Regions from separate parts of the Homo sapiens genome. Here region 1 is linked to region 2. Evidence: chromatin contacts called from ENCODE Hi-C data. All regions are on one chromosome and are shown on one strand. Each heading gives the region's core, a stretch centred on a gene start or an enhancer-like site at or near the end of the contact. The rest is flanking DNA. Distances are from core to core; before and after follow the strand shown.

Region 1 (5,898 bases), core at 2,654-5,153, 290 kb after region 2:
GACAGCAGAATTAGAAAATACATTTTAAAGGAGCTTGATTGTTTTCCCTGATGCAAGCATCAGAAGTTAAAGTCCCTTCCGAGTGGCCTAGATTTCCTTAATCATGCATTGTATCTGTGTTTGTTAAATTTAAATTTTAATTTTTTTTTGAGACAGAGTCTCCCTCTGTCGCCCAGGCTGGAGTGCAGTGGTGCAATCTTGGCTCACTGCAAGCTCCGCCTCCCAGGTTCAAGCCATTCTCCTGCCTCAGCCTCCCGAGTAGCTGGGACTACAGGCGCCCACCACCACGCCCGCCTAATTTTTGTATTTTTAGTAGAGACGGGGTTTCACTTTGTTCGCCAGGATGGTCTTGGTTTCCTGACCTCGTGATCCACCCGCCTCGGCCTCCCAAAGTGTTGGGATTACAGGCGCGAGCCACCATGCCTGGCCAAATTTTAATGTTTTTAAACTTATGATGTTTTAATGTTTTTAAATTTTAATGTTTTTAAACTTATGAGTTTGAATGTTTTTAAACTTACTGATGTCTCTTAGAAGTAATAATTTACATAAATTTACTATTAACTATGTATTTTTTTCTTTCATTCATCCTTAATTGACTTTTTCTAAGATTCAAACTCCCCCATTTCTAGTTCTTGAATTCTAAGATTTGGGGAGGGGAAAAATCCCTGTTCACTTTGTCTAATACCAGCCCCCCACAGACCAAACAACTTTGGAAGAAGATGAGCAGTGTCTTTCTGTCTGTTTCTTTCTTTCTTTTTTTTTTTTTTTTTTCTGAGGTAGAGTTTCACTCTTGTTGCCCAGGCTGGAGTGCAATGGCATTATCTCAGCTCACTGCAAACTCCGCCTCCTGGGTTCAAGTGATTCTCCTGCCTCAGCCTCCTGAGTAGCTGGGATTACAGACATGTAGCACCACGCCCGGATAATTTTTTTTTATTTTTAGTAGAGACATGTTTCACCATGTTGGCCAGGATGGTCTCGAACTCCCGACCTCAAGTGATCTGCCTGCCTCGGCCTCCCAAAGTGTTGAGATTACAGGCGTCAGCCACTGCGCCCGGCCCTGTCTATTTCTTTGCCCTAAAGGGACACAAGGGAACAAGCACCTGAACTGGCAGGAGGTAGTAGAATGGGTTTCAGGAAGAACTTCTGAAAAGAAAGATGAGCTGATTATCCGGTTAGTAACTCAGTTCCTCAGCTCTCTTAAGTCCTAGATGAAAAGAATAAGTAGGCCGGTCGCGGTGGCTCACGCCTGTAATCCCAGCACTTTGGGAGGCTGAGGCGGGCAGATCACGAGGTCAAGAGATCGAAACCATCCTGGCCAACATGGTCAAAACCCCATCTCTACTAAAAACACAAAAATGAGCTGGGGATGGTGGTGTGCACCTGTAGTCCCAGCTACTTGAGAGGCTGAGGCAGGAGAATTGCTTGAACTCAGGAGGTGGAGGTTGCAGTGAGCCGAGATCCCGCCACTGCACTCCAGCCTGGTGACAGAGCGAGACTCCGTCTCAAAAAAAAAAAAAAAAAAAAGAATAAGTAGGCCGGGAATGGTAGCTCATGCTTGTAATCCCAACACTTTGGGAGGCCAAGGTAGGCAGATAACCTGAGGCCAGGAGTTCAAGACCAGCCTGGCCAACATGGTGAAACCCCGCCTCTACTAAAAATACAAAAATTAGTCAGGCGTGGTGGTGCACTCCTGTAATCCCAGCTACTTGGTTGGCTGAGGCAGGAGAATCGCTTGAACCTGGGAGGCAGAGGTTGCAGTGAGCTGAGATCACGCCACTGCACTCCAGCCTGGGTGACACTGCTAGACTCCATCTCAAAAAAAGAGAAAGAAGGAAGGAAGGAAGGAAGGAAGGGGAAGGGCTGTGGTTTATGATCTTCAGAAAAGTTGAGATCCTGGCCAAGGAAAGGGGATGGTGATTGGCCCATTATTAACAAGAGCTGATTTTTTTGTTCATGAGATGGGTTTTTTGTTTGTTTGTTTGTTTTTCTTTTCTTTTCTTTTTTTTTTTTTTTTTTGAGACAGAGTCTAGCTCTGTTGCCCAGGCTGAAGTGTAGTAGTGCAATCTCAACTCACTGCAACTTCCGCCTCCCTGTTTCAAGTGTTTCTGCTGCCTCAGCCTCCTGAGTAGCTGGGGCTGCAGGCGCCCGCCACCATGCCCGACAAATTTTTTGTATTATTAGTAGAGACGGGGTTTCACCATGTTGGCCAGGCTGATCTCAAACTCTTGGCCTCAAGTGATCTGCCCACTTTGACCTCCCAAAGTGTTGGGATTACAGGCGTGAGCCACTGTACCCGGTCTCATGAGATGTTAAGAATTATTTGATGATTTAGACGTGGACACAGTAGTTATATACCTCAAAAGAGGGATCTCCTCTGTAAATCTTCTAATTTCCCTTACTAATTATGAATACCCATTAACTATTTTAACCCCTTTTTGTGTAACCTCTGTTTATATCTTTTGCCTTTTCCACCTAAACTTATTTAAGCTTAAGTGAAGTTTTGTTTGCTCTACATTGACCTCCTCTTAAATTGTACATTCCCAGCTTCTGTATTTGGAGCATAAGTCTGTATCTACTCTTTCCATTATTTCTGTGACTTTATAGATTCATCATGTTATTCCTCAAACATCATCTTTCTAGATCCAGCACTGAGGTAAAACTCAGAGGGGAGGGATGTAGAAGAGAGCAGAGGAAATTTAACAGAAAATTCTGGGGAGCTTTTCCAAATACAATGTGTCTGCTTCCCCCCTTCCCTGAGCGTATCAGAATCTTGGCTGGGGAAATGTGTTGTTGCTGTTGTTTTCAAGAGATAGGGTCTCCCTCTGTCACTCAGGCATTGGAGTACAGGGGCTCACTGCTGCCTTGAACACTGGGGCTCAAGAGATCCTCCCACCTCAGCCTCTTAAAATGCTGGGATTACAGGTGTGAGCCACCATGCCTGACTGAAATTTCAGTCTGACTGAAAGTTTTTGAGAACTTTCACATCTAATTCTAATGGTCAACTCTCTCTATCCCGTCATAGCCATTGTTCTGAACTGAAGGGCTCTTCAGTTCTTGGGGTCTTTTGGTTTTGTCATCATGAGGCACTTCCTTCATTTCCGTGTTAGCTCATACCTGACATTCTGATGGAATCAACTTTTCCATTCGGTGTGTAACCAACAGTAGATGGGGATTACAACAGAAGTTTGAAATCTAGGCCACGCACGGTGGCTCACACCTGTAATCCCAGCTTTTTGAGAGGCTGAGGCTGGCATATCACGAGGTCAGGAGTTCGAGACCAGCCTGGCCAACATGGTGAAACCCCGTCTCTACTAAAACAAAAATTAGCCAGGCATGGTGGTGCATGCCTGTAGTCCCAGCTACTCGTGAGGCTGAGGCAGGAGAATTGCTTGCACCTGGGAGGCGGAAGTTGCAATGAGCCGAGATTGCACCACTGCACTCCAGCCTGGGTGACAGAGCGAGACTCTGTCTCAAAAAAAAAAAAAAAGCTTGCAATCTTAAAAAGTAAGTTGGAGTCCAGGTGCAGTGGTTCATGCCTGTAATCCCAGCACTTTGGGAGGCTGAGGCAGATGGATCACTTGAGCCCAAGAGTTGGAGACAACCCTGGGCAACATGGCAAAACCCCATCTCTACAAAAAATACAAAAGTTATTTGGATGTGGTGGCACACACCTGTGGTCACAGTTACTTGGGAGGCTGAGACAAGAGGATTGCTTGAGCCAGGGAGAAGGAGGTTGCAGTGAGCTGAGATTGTGCCACTGCACTCCAACCTGGGTGACAGTGAGAGACTCTGTCTCAAAAAACAAACAAAAAATAGGTTGTTACTTAACTATGGATCCCAGAGAACTATTAGACCGTTCCTGATGCAAATCCACCTCATCCAACAGCTTTTTCTTGACTTTTCTTCCAGCAGCTTGCGCTAAATGAATTCATCAAGTGACTGAAGACAACCAGTGATGGACGGGGTGAATGATAGCTCCTTGCAGGGCTTTGTTCTGATGGGCATATCAGACCATCCCCAGCTGGAGATGATCTTTTTTATAGCCATCCTCTTCTCCTATTTGCTGACCCTACTTGGGAACTCAACCATCATCTTGCTTTCCCGCCTGGAGGCCCGGCTCCATACACCCATGTACTTCTTCCTCAGCAACCTCTCCTCCTTGGACCTTGCTTTCGCTACTAGTTCAGTCCCCCAAATGCTGATCAATTTATGGGGACCAGGCAAGACCATCAGCTATGGTGGCTGCATAACCCAGCTCTATGTCTTCCTTTGGCTGGGGGCCACCGAGTGCATCCTGCTGGTGGTGATGGCATTTGACCGCTACGTGGCAGTGTGCCGGCCCCTCCGCTACACCGCCATCATGAACCCCCAGCTCTGCTGGCTGCTGGCTGTGATTGCCTGCCTGGGTGGCTTGGGCAACTCTGTGATCCAGTCAACATTCACTCTGCAGCTCCCATTGTGTGGGCACCGGAGGGTGGAGGGATTCCTCTGCGAGGTGCCTGCCATGATCAAACTGGCCTGTGGCGACACAAGTCTCAACCAGGCTGTGCTCAATGGTGTCTGCACCTTCTTCACTGCAGTCCCACTAAGCATCATCGTGATCTCCTACTGCCTCATTGCTCAGGCAGTGCTGAAAATCCGCTCTGCAGAGGGGAGGCGAAAGGCGTTCAATACGTGCCTCTCCCATCTGCTGGTGGTGTTCCTCTTCTATGGCTCAGCCAGCTATGGGTATCTGCTTCCGGCCAAGAACAGCAAACAGGACCAGGGCAAGTTCATTTCCCTGTTCTACTCGTTGGTCACACCCATGGTGAATCCCCTCATCTACACGCTGCGGAACATGGAAGTGAAGGGCGCACTGAGGAGGTTGCTGGGGAAAGGAAGAGAAGTTGGCTGAGAGAACACTCCTTCGTTATTTATTGCGTCTTCATCTCTACATGCGTTTCTCATTAACTCTCTCTGGCCAGGTGAACATGAGGAATACTAATTCCGGTAAAACCAAGGCATGTTCCTGACAGCCCTAAGCTGACAGCCCTAAGCTGTTGGGAACATGGTTAGTGTTATTCGTAATGTTCTACACTTATTTACCAAAAATCCTACTGTGGACTACCGATAGCAGGGGAGACATGTTGTTGAGGGCTCAGAGGTTATTGACCTGTGACAGACCTGTCTCACTGTCTCTGTCTCTGTTGCCCACATGTTATTTAATATGCCTTATATTTCTGCAGAATTCTGTACTTTTCTAAGCAAAGCACCTCCACTTGCAGTATCTTACATAATGTTACTATAATTCCATAAAATCAAGCCATGTATTATTAACTTCATATGAAGACCCAAACAATTCATGTTTTTACCCTATCTGTCATTATCTTTGCCTACCTCTTTTTGTCTCTTCTTCATTTTTTTTAAGAGTTGGAGTCTTGCTCTGTTGCCCAGGCTGAAGTAGAGTGGCATGATCTTAGCTCACTGCAGCCTTCAACTCCTGGGCTCAAGCAATCCTTCAGTCTTCTGAGTAGCTGGGACTATAGGCACATGCTACCACACCTAACTAATTTTTATTTTTATTTTTTACAGATGGGGTCTCACTCTGTTAACAGCCCAGGCTGGTCTAGAATTCTTGGCCTCAAGTAATCTTCCTGCCTTGACTTCCCCAAGTGCTGGGATTATGGGTGTGATCTACCGCACCTGGCCTGTCTCTTCTTAATAATGCAGTATACCACTGGGTGCAGTGGCTCACACCTGTAATCCCAGCACTTTGGGAGGCCGAGGCGGGTGGATCACCTGAGGTCAGGAGTTCGGGACCAGCCTGACCAACATGGAGAAACACTGTCTCCACTAAAAATACAAAATTAGCCTTGCATCGTGGCACATGCCTGTAATCCCAGCTACTCGGGAGGCTGA
Region 2 (3,312 bases), core at 1-2,500:
AGTAGCTGGGAATACAGGTGCCGGCCACCACGCAAGGCTAATTTTTGTATTTTTAGTAGAGACAAGGTTTCACCATGTTGGCCAGGCTGGTCTAGAACTCCTGACCTTAGGTGATCTGCCCGCCTCGGCCTCCCAAAGTGTTGGGATTACAGGCGTGACCCACTGCGCCCGGCCTAGGGTGGACCCTATTTCAATATGACTGGTGTCCTTTGGAAAGGGGAAAGGGGGACAGTCACACCCAGGCAGAACGTGATGAAGATGAAGATGGCCATCTACAAGGGCAGGAGAAACCTGAACAGAATCCCAGCTCCGGGCCCTCAGAAGGACCCCACGCTGCCCACATTGACCTTGGACCTCCAGCCTGCAGATCGTGAGGGAAGAGACGTCTTCGACTTAGGGCCCCTTGTCGTGGTACTTCCTTAGTTTGGCCCCAGGAAACCATCCCAAAGGCAAGGGCGTGGTTGTGCTCAGCTGGGGGAAGGGGGCTGGGGGCCGTGAGGAGGAGGTGGGAGGCCCAGCCAGGCTGGAGGGTCAGAACCCGTGGAGCTAGAAGAGCCCGTAGGGGAGCCCCAAGATTGCTGAGACCAGTGACCTTCGGCCCCAGATGGCCTTGCCTTGGCCCAGAAGGGTCAGAAGGACCTGGTCAGCCAAGCTCAGACAGCCGGCAGGATGCCTTCCACCCTGCAGAGGGTCCTATCTTGTCCCACAGGTAGATCTACATCACCACTAGCCACCCCTCCAACGTGCACAGGCCCCTGCCCTCACGGCGCCCCTCTTAGGTCCGGCAGTTCCTGCCTCCTTCTGATCCAGAAGTTTCTCTGGCCTCTGGAGCCGGGGCACACCTCATGCAAGGACAGGGTCCAAATTCCTTTGTCCTTGGATCCCACTTGGCTGACGTCACCTTCCTGTACTCAGGGAGTTTCCCCAGCCAGCTGTCCCGAGTCTGGACTTTCCCTCTGCCCCTCCCCACTCTCAGGCTGGTGGGGTGGGGAAAGCAGCCCATTCCTGGGCTCAGAGACTCCCACCCCAGCTCAGAGGGAGCAGGGGCCCAGCCAGGGACGGACCCTCATTCCTCCCAGGGACCCCAGACCTCTGTCTCTCTCGGGTAAGTCTCCATCTCTGTCTGTCTCTGTCTCTGTCTCTGTCTCTGTCTGTTTTTCACGCACTCAGCAAGGCCTCCTGCCCTGAGAGAGGCTCCGCCCACTACCCCCCACTTTCCCCATAAAACCAGCTGAGTATTTGTGCCAGGAAGACTGCGTGCAGAAGGTGACTGTCTCAGTGGAGCTGGGTCATCTCAGGTGGGGAGTTGGGGTCCCCGAAGGTGAGGACCCTCTGGGGAGGAGGGTGCTTCTCTGAGACACTTTCTTTTCCTCACACCTGTTCCTCGCCAGCAGGCCTTGGCTCCTTGAACTTTTGGCCGCCATGTGCTTCCCGAAGGTGAGTGAGAGGCTGCGTGTGCTTTTGTGGGCATGTCTGAAAACAGACCGTAAGGGTGCGGGTGCCCTCAGTATTTCCCGAGGTGCCTGTGTGTCAGGGCTCAGTCAGGGGCACCCAGCGGCAGGAGGATAGTGATGGGGTGAGAGTGTCAGTGGAGGCGCTGGAGGTCATATGTGTCGGGGGCGCTGGAGAACGGCAGGGGTGTGGATGAGAGGGAGCACCTGTCCCAGGAGCCCTTCACAGCCCGGAAAGCCCGGGGCAGGGGTGGGGCAGGGCTCTGCTGGAAACGACTCGGAGAATGCTTCTCTCAGAGGCCGGCTCAGCTGGGTGGGCCCAAGAGCAAGGCCTGTGTGGGTCCTGGTGTCTCTTCCTCCTTTCCTGGGTTCCCTCCGACCTCCCATCCTCTACCACTGCCCCACCGCAAATGCTAGGCCCACCACACCCTCCAGGGAGCTCTTCGGCCTGTGACAATAGGGGTTTCCATGATGTGGCCTGGCTCAGGTTCAGGACAGTGACCCGGAGGACACATGGCTCCCGCATGTCGGCACGGTGCTGCTTTCACCCTGGTTCCTGGGAAATCAGGCTAGCGGGATGGGACCATCGCTGCCTGAAAGTGTGCAGACAGCTGCCCTGCCCAGAATATGTCCCCAGGCCCTGCGCACTCTGTGGGTGACTGTCACCACTCTATAGTGGGGGAAACCAGGCATGTCACCCCCGAGACTAGGCCCTTGACGTGGGGGCTCAGCGGGGATTCTGTGGGGTGCCTCTGGCCTCTGTGGATGCAGCCACGTGTCTGCAGGCAGGAATGGCCCGGGACCTGTGGGTCTGCATGTTGGCAGTCGGGAAGAGTGGCAGGTTGTAGGGTGGACCTACCTGGCACCCCAAATATTAATCAGCTCATCAGAGAGGAATGGCTGCTGTTACCTTCTCAATTGTCATGTCCCTAAACATTTTTTCCTTGGCCAACTCTCACCTGGGACCATAGTGGTTGTGGGAAACCCAGCTGAGCCAGCCTGCTCCAGGACAGTGTCCATCCTCCCGTGTGTGTACATGGGGGGGTGTGTGTGTGCAGGGAGGACACCCCGGCCCACGCAGGCCCTGCTCTTGTGAGGAGGGGTCACCTAGGCCCACGCAGGCCCTGCTCTTGTGAGGAGGGGTCACCTAGGCCCACGCAGGCCCTGCTCTTGTGAGGAGGGGTCACCTAGGCCCACGCAGGCCCTGCTCTTGTGAGGAGGGGTCACCTAGGCCCACGCAGGCCCTGCTCTTGTGAGGAGGGGTCACCTAGGCCCATGCTGGCCCTGCTCTTGGGCCTGCCCAGCTGAGCCGGCTCCTGAGAGAAGCGCTTTCTGAGTCGTTTCGAGGACAGCCCTGGCCGGTCTTTCCAGGCTGTGAGGGGCTCCTGGGACTGCTGTCTCCTCTTATCCTGTACCTCTGCCATGTGTCTCTGTGTGTGTGTGTGTGTGTGTGTGTGTGTGTGTGTGTGTATAAATTATCCTGGAGGAAAGGTTAAGGTGACACATGGAGACTGAGTGTCACCGTTATTTCCGCAGGTCCTCTCTGATGACATGAAGAAGCTGAAGGCCCGAATGGTAATGCTCCTCCCTACTTCTGCTCAGGGGTTGGGGGCCTGGGTCTCAGCGTGTGACACTGAGGACACTGTGGGACACCTGGGACCCTGGAGGGACAAGGATCCGGCCCTTTGGTGCCAACTCTGCCTCTCTTCACAGCACCAGGCCATAGAAAGATTTTATGATAAAATGCAAAATGCAGAATCAGGACGTGGACAGGTGGGTGGATTTCCCCTCAGGCACCAGGTCACATGTCCCCGCCCCCAGGCACTCCACCCTGTGTGGGGCTCAGGGTGAGAAGGATGAA

What was found. A loop is a pair of places that touch in the nucleus more often than their neighbours do. Pooled maps may share reads with other maps.
Region 1: a map of posterior vena cava shows a loop between it and region 2 (10-fold over the local background). The contact joins the promoter of OR2C1 here to the promoter of IL32 in region 2. A Hi-C loop is called at or near these places in 1 of 168 maps with a recorded cell type or tissue (posterior vena cava) and 2 of 50 pooled maps.

The regions. Positions count from the first base shown.
Region 1 is chr16:3,351,986-3,357,883 of GRCh38, forward strand. OR2C1 (olfactory receptor family 2 subfamily C member 1) reads left to right here and starts at 3,904. Exons shown (of 1, transcript NM_012368.3): 1 at 3,904-5,321. The coding sequence starts at 3,956. The coding sequence ends at 4,894.
Region 2 is chr16:3,064,390-3,067,701 of GRCh38, forward strand. It overlaps IL32 (interleukin 32), which reads left to right and starts at 1,251. Exons shown (of 7, transcript NM_001376923.1): 1 at 1,251-1,298; 2 at 1,395-1,437; 3 at 2,988-3,026; 4 at 3,165-3,224. The coding sequence starts at 1,423. RefSeq lists an enhancer at 745-1,054.